Linked DNA regions of Homo sapiens: region 2 is linked to region 1. Evidence: read pairs that join two places in POLR2A ChIA-PET (ENCODE). Cell type or tissue: PC-3. All regions are shown on one strand.

Region 1 (5,000 bases):
GGAGATAACAAAGGGGCTAATCTCTCGCTTTCTGCCTGCCAAATGGATGCAGTTGAATTCATATGCTTTGCCCATGAATATGATGAGACCCCAGTATTGCAATTGAGAGAAAGAATGTGCCTAAACTTGGATAGTAAATGCTGGGGGTAGTGTGCAGAGTTCAGGGAAGAAGACAGGGAAGTTATGACGATGATAGGGAGATTGAAAGGATGCGGCTTACCTCTTGATTGGTTGATGGATTTGAAAAAAAAGTAAGAGTTGACTTTTCTGGTTTATGTAATTAGGTAGATAGTGATACTATTGGTTTAGATCAGAAATGTAAGTAGAGGAATAATTTGAATGTATTGAATTTGAGATGCAATTAGAATATTCATGTGCCAATACACATCTGAAGGTGGGAGAAAACCTGGGCTAAAAATGTGTGTGGCATGAGCATGAGGCAGTAATTGAAAGCAAAGGAGTGTACATGCTAGAGACTGATTTTATTAGACTAGAGTAGAACCTAGGAATCAGAATTTTTAATACTTCCCAAGTGATTCTAATATGCAGTCAGGGTTGAGAATCACTGGTATAGGGAGAGAAGGAACCATTGTTTTTAAAAAATAAGAAACTAGCAAAGGAGACTGAGAACGAATAGTCAGAGAAGATGAGGAATTGGAGAAAATGTTCTCAGGAAAGCTAAAGAAGAGAGTTCAGAGGAAAATGAAGGGATTGAGTAAAGGTCGACAGCGGTAGGTGACCCCAATAGGTGAGTAGGAAAACAAAAATCGTTCACTAAAGGAACTTTGAGGAAGTAGTTGGTTTGCTCAGGCAGTTTCACTAGAGTGATGAGGCCAGAAACTTTACTATTGTGAGTTGAGGCATGAGTGAAAGGAAGAAAGTGAGACAGTGTTTCAAGGTTATGAAGGGAATGTCCCTGTTTCTTACTCTCCCATTTTTTTTAAATGGGAAAGACTAAAAATTATTTAAAGGTGGCAGAAATATCCTGCTGTGTTTTCCTGCCATTTTGGTGGCCTCTACCATTGTTGAACATTTATTGCATGAAGGTCAGACCCTCCTTATATCATAGTTGATTATATACTGTTCTTCAGTGTTTGTTTTTAATTCATTATTTATTTTTTATTTACAGACAGGGTCTCGCTCTGTCCCCCAGGCTGGAGTGCAATGGCACGATTGTAGCTGACTGCAGCCTTAAACTCCTGGGCTCAAGTGATCCTCCTGCCTCAGCCTCCCAAGTAGCTGGGAAGTGATTTTCTTCCTTGTCTTAGCACTCTTATTATAAACTTACCAAGTGCAGGGCCTGTGCCTTAAACTTCTCTTGAAAAATATTCTCCCATACTCCTAGCCAAGATGCAGGTATATTCTGAGAAAGGGAATAAGCCATGTATAAAAAGAGATTTCACCCTACTCAATAAAACTGTGGTTCTTATAGATGAAGTAGTGAGCTTTGCTCATTTTATTTTTCAAATCTAAACTAATACTACTACTTATTTTTAAAAATAAATATGTTTACACTTATTTGTATAAACAGTACAAAAGTATAAAGTAAAAAGTAAAAACCTGCCTCTCTCCCACTTCCAAAAGCAACCACTGTTAGTTTCTTATTATCCTGCAGACCTTCTTTCTAAGAGTATAAGAATATGTATCTTTTTTTTCTTTAGGTAGCGTGCTTGTAGTCATCATTCTGTAAGAGAGTTAGGATGAGACTTCCCATAAGTAACTATCATTCCTTTCCTCTGAAAATCCCAGTAATTTCTTCTCTGGAGAGCAAAGCCCAAGATACACATGGCCATAAATAGGCTGTTCACCTCTCCCTGGGAGCAAGTGGTTGAAGCTCAGACAGTACAAAAATATTATGACTGCCTTGGGGCATAAAGGGAGGAAGCGAGTTGGGAGTTAGGTAAACCTATGCTGGGGGCTGAATGGGCAGGTTGTCTGAGCAACGCTGAGCTCCGCTGCTTTCCCACTGTTCCTGTAAGGCTCCAAATAAAGGTCTTCAGTGTCCTCTCCTCACCACAGGGTGGGGAATTAGGGAGTGTCCTCTGTCTCACCTCCTGCAGTTCCCAGAGCAGTTTGGACTCACATCTGCTGTTACCATTGTGGTCCCCCGTCTCGACACTGTTCACCGTGTTCCTGGGTAGACCAAAGGGAGGGTAGTGGCAGCCAGCAGGATAACTCCTCTTTTCACTTTTTCTGTTATACAGGGTCCTAGCAATGGACTGCAGACTCTAGAATAAACCCTGATTCAGTACCAGTGAATAAATGAAACTGAGCCAGGCACTTCTCTTTAATAGGCTTCAATTTCCTCATCTCTTAAATAAAGTTAGCAACAATGACTAATCTCATAAAAAGAAAAGATAGGTCATCTCTTTTCATGGTTGTCCTATCTGAATGGGGCCAGGTTTCTTAAGAACAGAGCCCATGTCTTATGCAGATCCGCATTTAATACGTGAATGAGAAGTATTGTCATCTCCAGTTTATAGCTAACAAACTAAACTTCTCCTCTCTCGGGCCTTGATATTCAGCCACTATCTGCTTATGCAGTCATCAAACACCTAAAGAAAGAAGTGGACAGAGTATTTTTATGCACCGCCCCCTCCCCGCTTCCTCACCACGGTGTTTTTTAAGTGAAATGGATTGTGTGAGTCAATGGGAAGACTCACTCCATTCTTGTCTTTGGGGTAATTGTGGCAAAAATCAGTTGTGATTTTCTCAACACATGCCCACAGTGGAAGGGGACTTGTCCTCATTGTCAATCATCTCAGGCCATGACTCATGTTTTTCCAGAAACTTCTGTTCAAATGACACACCTCAGAGGCCCCCTCCTGCCACCCTTCATCTCAGCCCCAATTCATCACTGATTGATTATTGATTTACTTGTTAATTTGCTTGTCTAGTACCTCTTTTTATTCCCTTGGCTATAACCACCGTAAGAGTAAAGATCACAGTCACTGCCATATTCCCTGCAACAGGGAGTCACCTGTGCCATAGCTGACAGACAAGTGTATGAATCAAAACAGAGGTTCACATGAAGGGAAGGGGATCCCGAAGCAATGCTTGGGCTTGCCTTAGTCCGAAGCAGATAAGGTGGTTATAACCATGAAGTGTGATTAAGAACGACACCGTGGAGGAATTCCTCTCACCCCCAAGACACTAAAAATTCCTCTCCTCATTGATAACCAAAATGAATGGCAACTTATTTAATAACTGGGCTGAGAATAGCCTTCACTTTGACACTCTCCTCACGTGGGTCTCAAACTTGATCAGCCTTGGGTGTCCTTGTTCCAGCTGTTTCCGTTTGTCCCTTTGTCCCCCTCCTGTTCAGACATTTCTGTCTGAACATAAATGTCTGTTTCTGTTCTGTACTCTCCTTTCCTTTTAAAGTTCCCACTGTCAACTCTATCATCCAGGGCTGTTCCCACCCACAGCTTATAGCCCGCCTGAGAAGTAGGGCACATTCTTGCCAGCTTCCCACTTCACTACAAAACCTCCTCGGTCTAGGTTGTGTGTTGCCACTCCAAAATGAAGAACAACAAAAATAACAAACATGAAGTACATTGCTGAGAAATCTAGAAACCTTGCAAAGACGTTGTTCTGGCCTGTAGCACCTGAGGCTGAGTCCTGGGTGCTCTTGTACTCCTGGGTGGAGAGACCAGCCAAGCCTTCACCTCCCTCCGTCCCTCGGCTCGCCCTAGCCCCCACTCATTGTAAAGGTACAATAGAATTGAACAAAAGATGCTTCATTCATTCTTTCAACAAGTGTTTATCGAGTGCCCACCAGATCCTAGGCACTGTTGCAGGGAATATGGCAGTGATTGTGATCTTTAATCTTATGGTGGTTATAGCCAAGGGAATAGAAAGAGGTACTAGACAAGCAAATTAACAAGTAAACCAATAATCAATCAGTGATGAATAGGGGCTGAGATGAAGGGTGGCAGGAGGGGGCCTCTGAGGTGTGTCATTTGAACTGAAACCTGAAAGATGAGAAGGGGTTTGTCCTGCAGAACTGTGTAGGAGAGCCAGGCGGACAGAATGTCAAGTGCAGGGAAGAGCTGGGGTGTATTTGAGGAGTAGAAAGGAGGCCAATGTGGCAGCAAAGTGTGTAAGGGGACAGTGACACAGATGAAGCTGAAGGGGTGAGCTGGGGCCAGGAACCCCAGGGTCTAGGGGTTTATAGTAACGAGATTGTTTTGATCATAGATGCCAGGGGTTTCATGTGGTGGAGGAACACGATCTGATATAAAGTTTTGAAGAACCACCACAGCGGAGTGTGAAAAATGTAGGTGCTTGGTCACCTTTTCAAAAAGTGTGCACGGATGGGCCAGTTGATATCACCTTGTCTTCAATCGGTGATTTACAGCTAAAGGGAAAGATGATACCCACCTCCTCACCAACAAGACCTCCTGGGGGTATTGGAGGGGATCCAGGCCTGCTCTCCAGCCTGTGTGGGGAGTCCACTCTTTCCAGAGCCAGGACTGCAGGATATAGGGACGCAAGACCTAGGCTCTGGGGTGGAAGAGGGCGCTGGAAGGTACCAAAAGCCAGAGAAGTCAGTGAAGACATATGGACAATCTTTTCATGCCACCTGGACGTGGAGCTTGGATGCTTGGAATTTCCTTTCTTGACAATTCTGAGATGGGCTTTCTAACCTACTTCCTATATCTAGCTTTCTTCTCCTAATAACACTTACAGTTGAAGAGAAATCTCTAGACACAACTTCCTTAAGGTACCCAAGGCTTGGGAAGTTACGTGTGATGGGGACAGAGTAAAATATCCAAAATGTTTCTTACTAGTGTGATGGGGACAGAGTAAAATATCCAAAATGTTTCAGTACTAGAGATCCCAAGAGGAGTGTAACTGAGTGTGACTAACAGGAGTCTGGATGAGACTGGCAGGGTGATTGTCCCGGCCAGCATGCTCTTCCCAGCACCAGGCTCCAGGCAGCACTCGGTGCATCAAGGAGTTCTACCTGCACAATCTGCTCAGAAATACTATTATAC
Region 2 (5,000 bases), 1.3 Mb before region 1:
AGAGGAGTGGTGAGAATGGGCATCCTTGTCTTGTTCCAGTTCTCAGGGGGAATGCTTTCAACTTTTCCCCATTCAGTATTATGTTGGCAGTGGGTTTATTATAGATGGGTTTTATTACTTTAAGGTATGTCCCTTGTATGCCGATTTTGCTGAGAGTTTTAATCATAAAGAGATGCTGGATTTTGTTGAATGCTTTTTCTGCACCTATTGAGATTATCATGTGATTTTTTACATTTTGTTTATGTGTTGTATCACATTTATTGACTTGCATATGTGAAACCATCCCTGCATCCCTGGCATGAAACCCACTTGATCATGGTGGATTATCTTTTTGATATGTTGTTGGATTTGGCTAGCTAGTATTTTGTTAAGGATTTTAGCATCTGTGTTCATGAAGGATATTGGTCTGCAGTTTTCTTTTTTGGTTATGTCCTTTCTGGTTTTGGTATTAGGGTGATTCTGGCTCTATGGAATGAATTAGGGAGGGTTCCTTCTTTCTCTATCTTGTGGAATAGTGTCAAAAGAATTGGTACCAATTCTTCTTTGAACATCTGGTAGAATACTGCTGTGAATCCATCTGGTCCTGGACTTTTTTTTGTCGGTAATTTTTAAATTACCATTTCAATCTTCCTGCTTGTTATTGGTCTGTTCCAGGGTATCTAATTCTGATTTAATCTGATTTAAGCCAGGAGGGTTGTATTTTTTCCAGGAATGTATCTAGCTCTTCTAGGTTTTCTAGTTTATGTGCGTAAGGGTGTTCATAGTAGCCTTGAATGATCTTTTGTATTTCAGTGGTGTTAGTTGTAATATCTCCTGTTTTGTTTCTTAGTGAGGTTATTTGGATTTTTTCTCTTCTTTTCTTGGTTAATCTTACTAATGGTCTATCAATTTTATCTTTTCAAAGAACCAGCTTTTTGTTTCATTTATCTTTTTTTTTGTTTGTTTGTTTGTTTCAATTTCATTTAGTTCTGCTCTGATCTTGGTTATTTCCCTTCTTCTGCTGGGTTTGGGTTTGGTTTGTTCTTGTTTCTCTAGTTTCTTGAGGTGTGACCTTAGATTGTCTGTTTGTGCTCTTTCAGTGTTTTTGTTACAGGCGTTTAGGGCTATGAAGATTCCTCTTAGCACCGCCTTTGTTGTATCCCAGAGGTTTTGATGGGTTGTGTCATTATTGTCGTTCAGTTTGAAGAATTTTTTCATTTCTGTCTTGATTTTGTTTTTGACCCAATGCTCATTCAGGAGCAGGTTATTTAATTTCCCTGTATTTGCATGGTTTTGAAGGTTCCTTTGGAGTTAATTTCCAGTTTTATTCCACTGTGGTCTGAGACAGTGCTGGATATAATTTCAATTTTCTTAAATTTATTGAAGTTCATTTTATGGGCCACCATGTGGTCTATCTTGGTGAAAGTTAGAAAGTTATGCGCTGTTGAATAGAATGTGTATTCTGCTGCTGTTGGATGAAATGTTCTGTATATATCTGTTAAGTCCATTTGTTCCAAAGTATAGTTTAAATCCATTGTTTCTTTGTTGACTTTCTGTCTTGATGACCTGTCTAGTGCTGTCAGTGGAGTATTGAAGTCCCCCACTGTTATTGTGTTGCTGTCTATCTTATTTCTTAGGTCTAGTAGCAATTGCTTTATAAATTTGGGAGCTCCAGTGTTAGGTGCATATATATTTAGGATTGTGATATTTTCCTGCTGGACAAGGCCTTTTACAATTCTATACTGTCTCTGTTTGTCTCTTTTAACCACTGTTGCTTTAAAGTTTGTTTTGTCTGATATAGGAATAGCTACCTCTGCTCACTTTTCATGTCCTTTCACATGAAATGCCTTTTTCTACCTGTTTACTTTAAGTTTATGTGAGTCCTTATGTGCTAGGTGAGTCTCCTGAAGGCAGCAGTTGGTTGGTGAGTTCTTATCCATTCTGCAGTTCTGTATCTTTTAAGTGGAGCATTTAGGCCATTTACATTCAATGTTAGTATTGAAATGTGAGGTACTGTTGCTTTCATCATGCTCTTTGTTGCCTGTGAACTTTTGTTTTTTTGTTGTTTGCTTTTTCACTTGTATTCTTGTTTTATAGGTCTTGTGTGATTTATACTGTAAAGAGGTTGTGTTATGATGTGTTTGCAGGATTTGTTTCAAGATTTAGAGCTTCTTTTAGCAGGTCTTGTAGTGGTAACGTGGTAATGGCGAATTCTCTCAGCATTTGTTTGTCTGAAAACGACTGTATCTTTTCTTCATATATGATGCTTAGTTTTGCTGGATACAAAATTCTTGGCTTACACTTGTTTTGTTTGAGGTGGTTGAAGATAGGGCCCCAATCCCTTCTAGCTTGTAGGGTTTCTGCTGAGAAATCTGTTAATCTAATAGGTTTTCCTTTGTAGGTCACCAGGTGTTTCTGTCTCACAGCTCTTAAGATTCTTTCCTTGGTCTTAACTTTGGATAACCTGATGACAATGTGCCTAGGCAAAGATCTTTATGTGATGAATTTCCCAGGTGTTCTTTGTGCTTCATGTATTTGCATGTCTAGGTCTAGCAAGGCTTGGAAGTTTTCCTCAATTATTCACCCAAATATGTTTTTCAAGTGTTTAGAATTGTCTTCTTCCTCAGGAACATCAAGTATTCTTAGGTTTGGTCTTTTAATCCTAGACTTCTTGGAGGCTTTGTTCATATTTCCTTATTATTTTTTCTTTGTCTTTATTTATTGGGTTAATTCAAAGACCTTGACTTCGAGCTCTGAATTTCTTTCTTCTACTTGTTCAATTCTATTGCTGAGACTTTCCAGAGCATTTAGCATTTCTAAAAGTGTGTCCAAAGTTTCCTGAATTTTTGCTTGTTTTTTTCATTTACTTTTTTTTTTTTTTTTTTTTGAGACAGAGTCTCACTCTGTCTCCCAGGCTGGAGTGCAGTGGCGCGATCTTGGCTCACTGCAAGCTCTGCCTCCCAGGTTCATGCCATTCTCCTGCCTCAGCCTCCCGAGTAGCTGGGACTACAGGTGCCTGCCACCACTCCAGCTAATTTTTTTGTATTTTTAGTAGAGAAGGGGTTTCACTGTGTTAGCCAGGATGGTCTCAATCTCCCGACCTTGTGATCTGCCTGCCTCAGCCTCCCAAAGTGCTGGGATTACAGGCTTCAGCCACCATGCCTGGCCCTGTTTTTTTCTTTAAGCTATCTATTTGCTTGAATATTTCTCCTTTCACTCTTGTAACGTTTTTTTGGATTTCCTTGCATTGGGCTTCATATTTCTCTGGTTCCTCCCTGATTAGCTTAATAACTAACCTCCTGAATTATTTTTCAGGCAAATCAGGGATTTCTTCTTGGTTTGGATTCGTTGCTGGTGAACTAGTGTGATCTTTTGGGGATGTTGATGAGCCTTGGCTTTTCATATTAGCAGGGTTGGTTTTCTGATTCCTTCTCATTTGGGTAGGCTCTGTCAGATGGAAGGTCTAGGGCTGAAGGGTGTTGTTCAGAATTTTGTCCCATGGGGTGTTCCTTTGATGTAATACTCTCCCCCTTTTCCTATGGATGTGGCTCCTGTGAGCCGAACTGCAGTGATTGTTGTCTCTCTTCTGGGTCTAGCCACCCAGCAAGTCTACCTGGCTCTGGGCTGGTACTGGGGGTTGTCTGAACAGAGTCCTGTGATGTGAATGATTTATGGGTCTCTCAGCCATGGATACCAGCACCTGTTCCAGTGGAAGTGGCAGAGGATGCAATGACTCCATGGGATCCTTAACTTTGGTGGTTTAATTCCCTGTTTTGTGCTGTTGGCCTCCTGCCAGGAGGTGGTACTTTCCAGAAAGCATCAGCTGTAATAGTGTGGACAGGCACCAGCAGTGGGCAGGGCCCTAGAATTCCTAAGATTATATGTTCTTTGTCCTCTGATACCAAGGTGGATAGGGAAGGACCATCAGGTGGGGCCAGGGCTAGGCCTGTCTGAGCTCAGACTCTCCTTGGTCAGGTCTTGCTGTGGCTGCTGTGGGGGATGGGGGCGAGATTCCCAGGTCACTGGAGTTGTGTACCTAAGAGGATTATGGCTGTCTCTGCTGAGTCATGCAGGTTGTCAGGGAAGTGGGGGAAAGTTGGCAGTCACAGGCCTCACCCAGCTTCCAGGCAACCTGAAGGGCTGGTCTCACTCCCACCGTGCCCCCTCAACGGCCCCGAGTCTGTTTCCAGGTGGAGGGCGAGTCAGGCTTGAAAACTTGCCCAAGGCTTTCTGCCTCCCAGCTGTTAAAGAAAGGGCTTTAGTTCTTCTCCGCCTGTGGAGTCTGCAAGCCAGATTCACACCCTCCCTGGAGTTCTGGCCAGGAGTCTTCTTGCCCCGTTCAAATTATCCCAAAGTTTAGCTAGAGAATTCCTTCTCCCTGTGGAGTTTTGCCCCCTGCTCCTCTGGCCACCCTCCTGATGGATCCCTGTGGTGCCAGGCGGGAATGGGCTGCTAGGGGAGCCAGTGAGCTCCCAGGGCCTTTCTGCAGCTTCCTCTACCTTTGTATTTTGCTCGGTTTGGCTCTCTAACTTGACGAGGCTCCAGGTAAAGTCGGGAAGTTCTACAAACAGACCTTCAGCTTCTCCAGTATGTGTTCGGGAGATGAGGGTCTCCCTTTCCCACTTCTGCAGTTGGGGCGATCACAGTATTTGGGGTGTCTCCCGGGTCCTCTAGGAGCAATCCACTTCTTTCAGAGGGTCTGTGGGTCCTCTTGGGGTTGCTGGTTAGTTCTTGCAGTCAAGCTGGAGCTAAAATTCACAATGTGAGCCTCTCATGCTGCTCTGTCTGGAGCCACAATCTAGTCCTGCCTCCCGCTCGCCATGATCCTGTCCTCCGTATTTTACTTCTTACACAGATTTTCAAATAACTCCCCTGTTTTAAGTCTGACACTTCATCCCACCTTCAGCTGTATTCAAAGCCTGCAATTTCTCAGCCTTCAGGAAGGCAACTGGCTTCCTTCCTGTTGGGACTTGCCTCTTAAGTTTCACCCTTCTCAGCCTACTATGTCAGTCACTGTTATC

Evidence for each region. ChIA-PET counts read pairs that join two places held together with the same protein. Peaks named below come from ENCODE experiments on the same cell type or tissue, not always from the same donor. Only the 100,000 strongest peaks of a DNase experiment are listed, where the experiment ranks them.
Region 2: POLR2A ChIA-PET joins it to region 1 with 11 read pairs; 1 of 35 experiments calls an interaction of 5 or more read pairs at or near these places.

Annotation. Positions count from the first base shown.
Region 1 is chr15:48,926,763-48,931,762 of GRCh38, reverse strand. The region is part of intron 1 of SHC4 (SHC adaptor protein 4); the gene reads left to right. Among named protein-coding and RNA genes, the nearest start is that of SHC4, 35 kb to the left of the region's middle. In PC-3, no CTCF peak of the experiment used is centred here; DNase peaks (open chromatin) are centred at 1,952, 2,512 and 2,662; H3K4me3 peaks cover 1,509 bases; H3K27ac peaks cover 4,255 bases.
Region 2 is chr15:50,209,937-50,214,936 of GRCh38, reverse strand. All of the region lies in intron 4 of SLC27A2 (solute carrier family 27 member 2), which reads right to left. Among named protein-coding and RNA genes, the nearest start is that of SLC27A2, 30 kb to the right of the region's middle. RefSeq lists an enhancer at 3,601-4,180. In PC-3, no CTCF peak of the experiment used is centred here; no DNase peak of the experiment used is centred here; H3K27ac peaks cover 1,674 bases.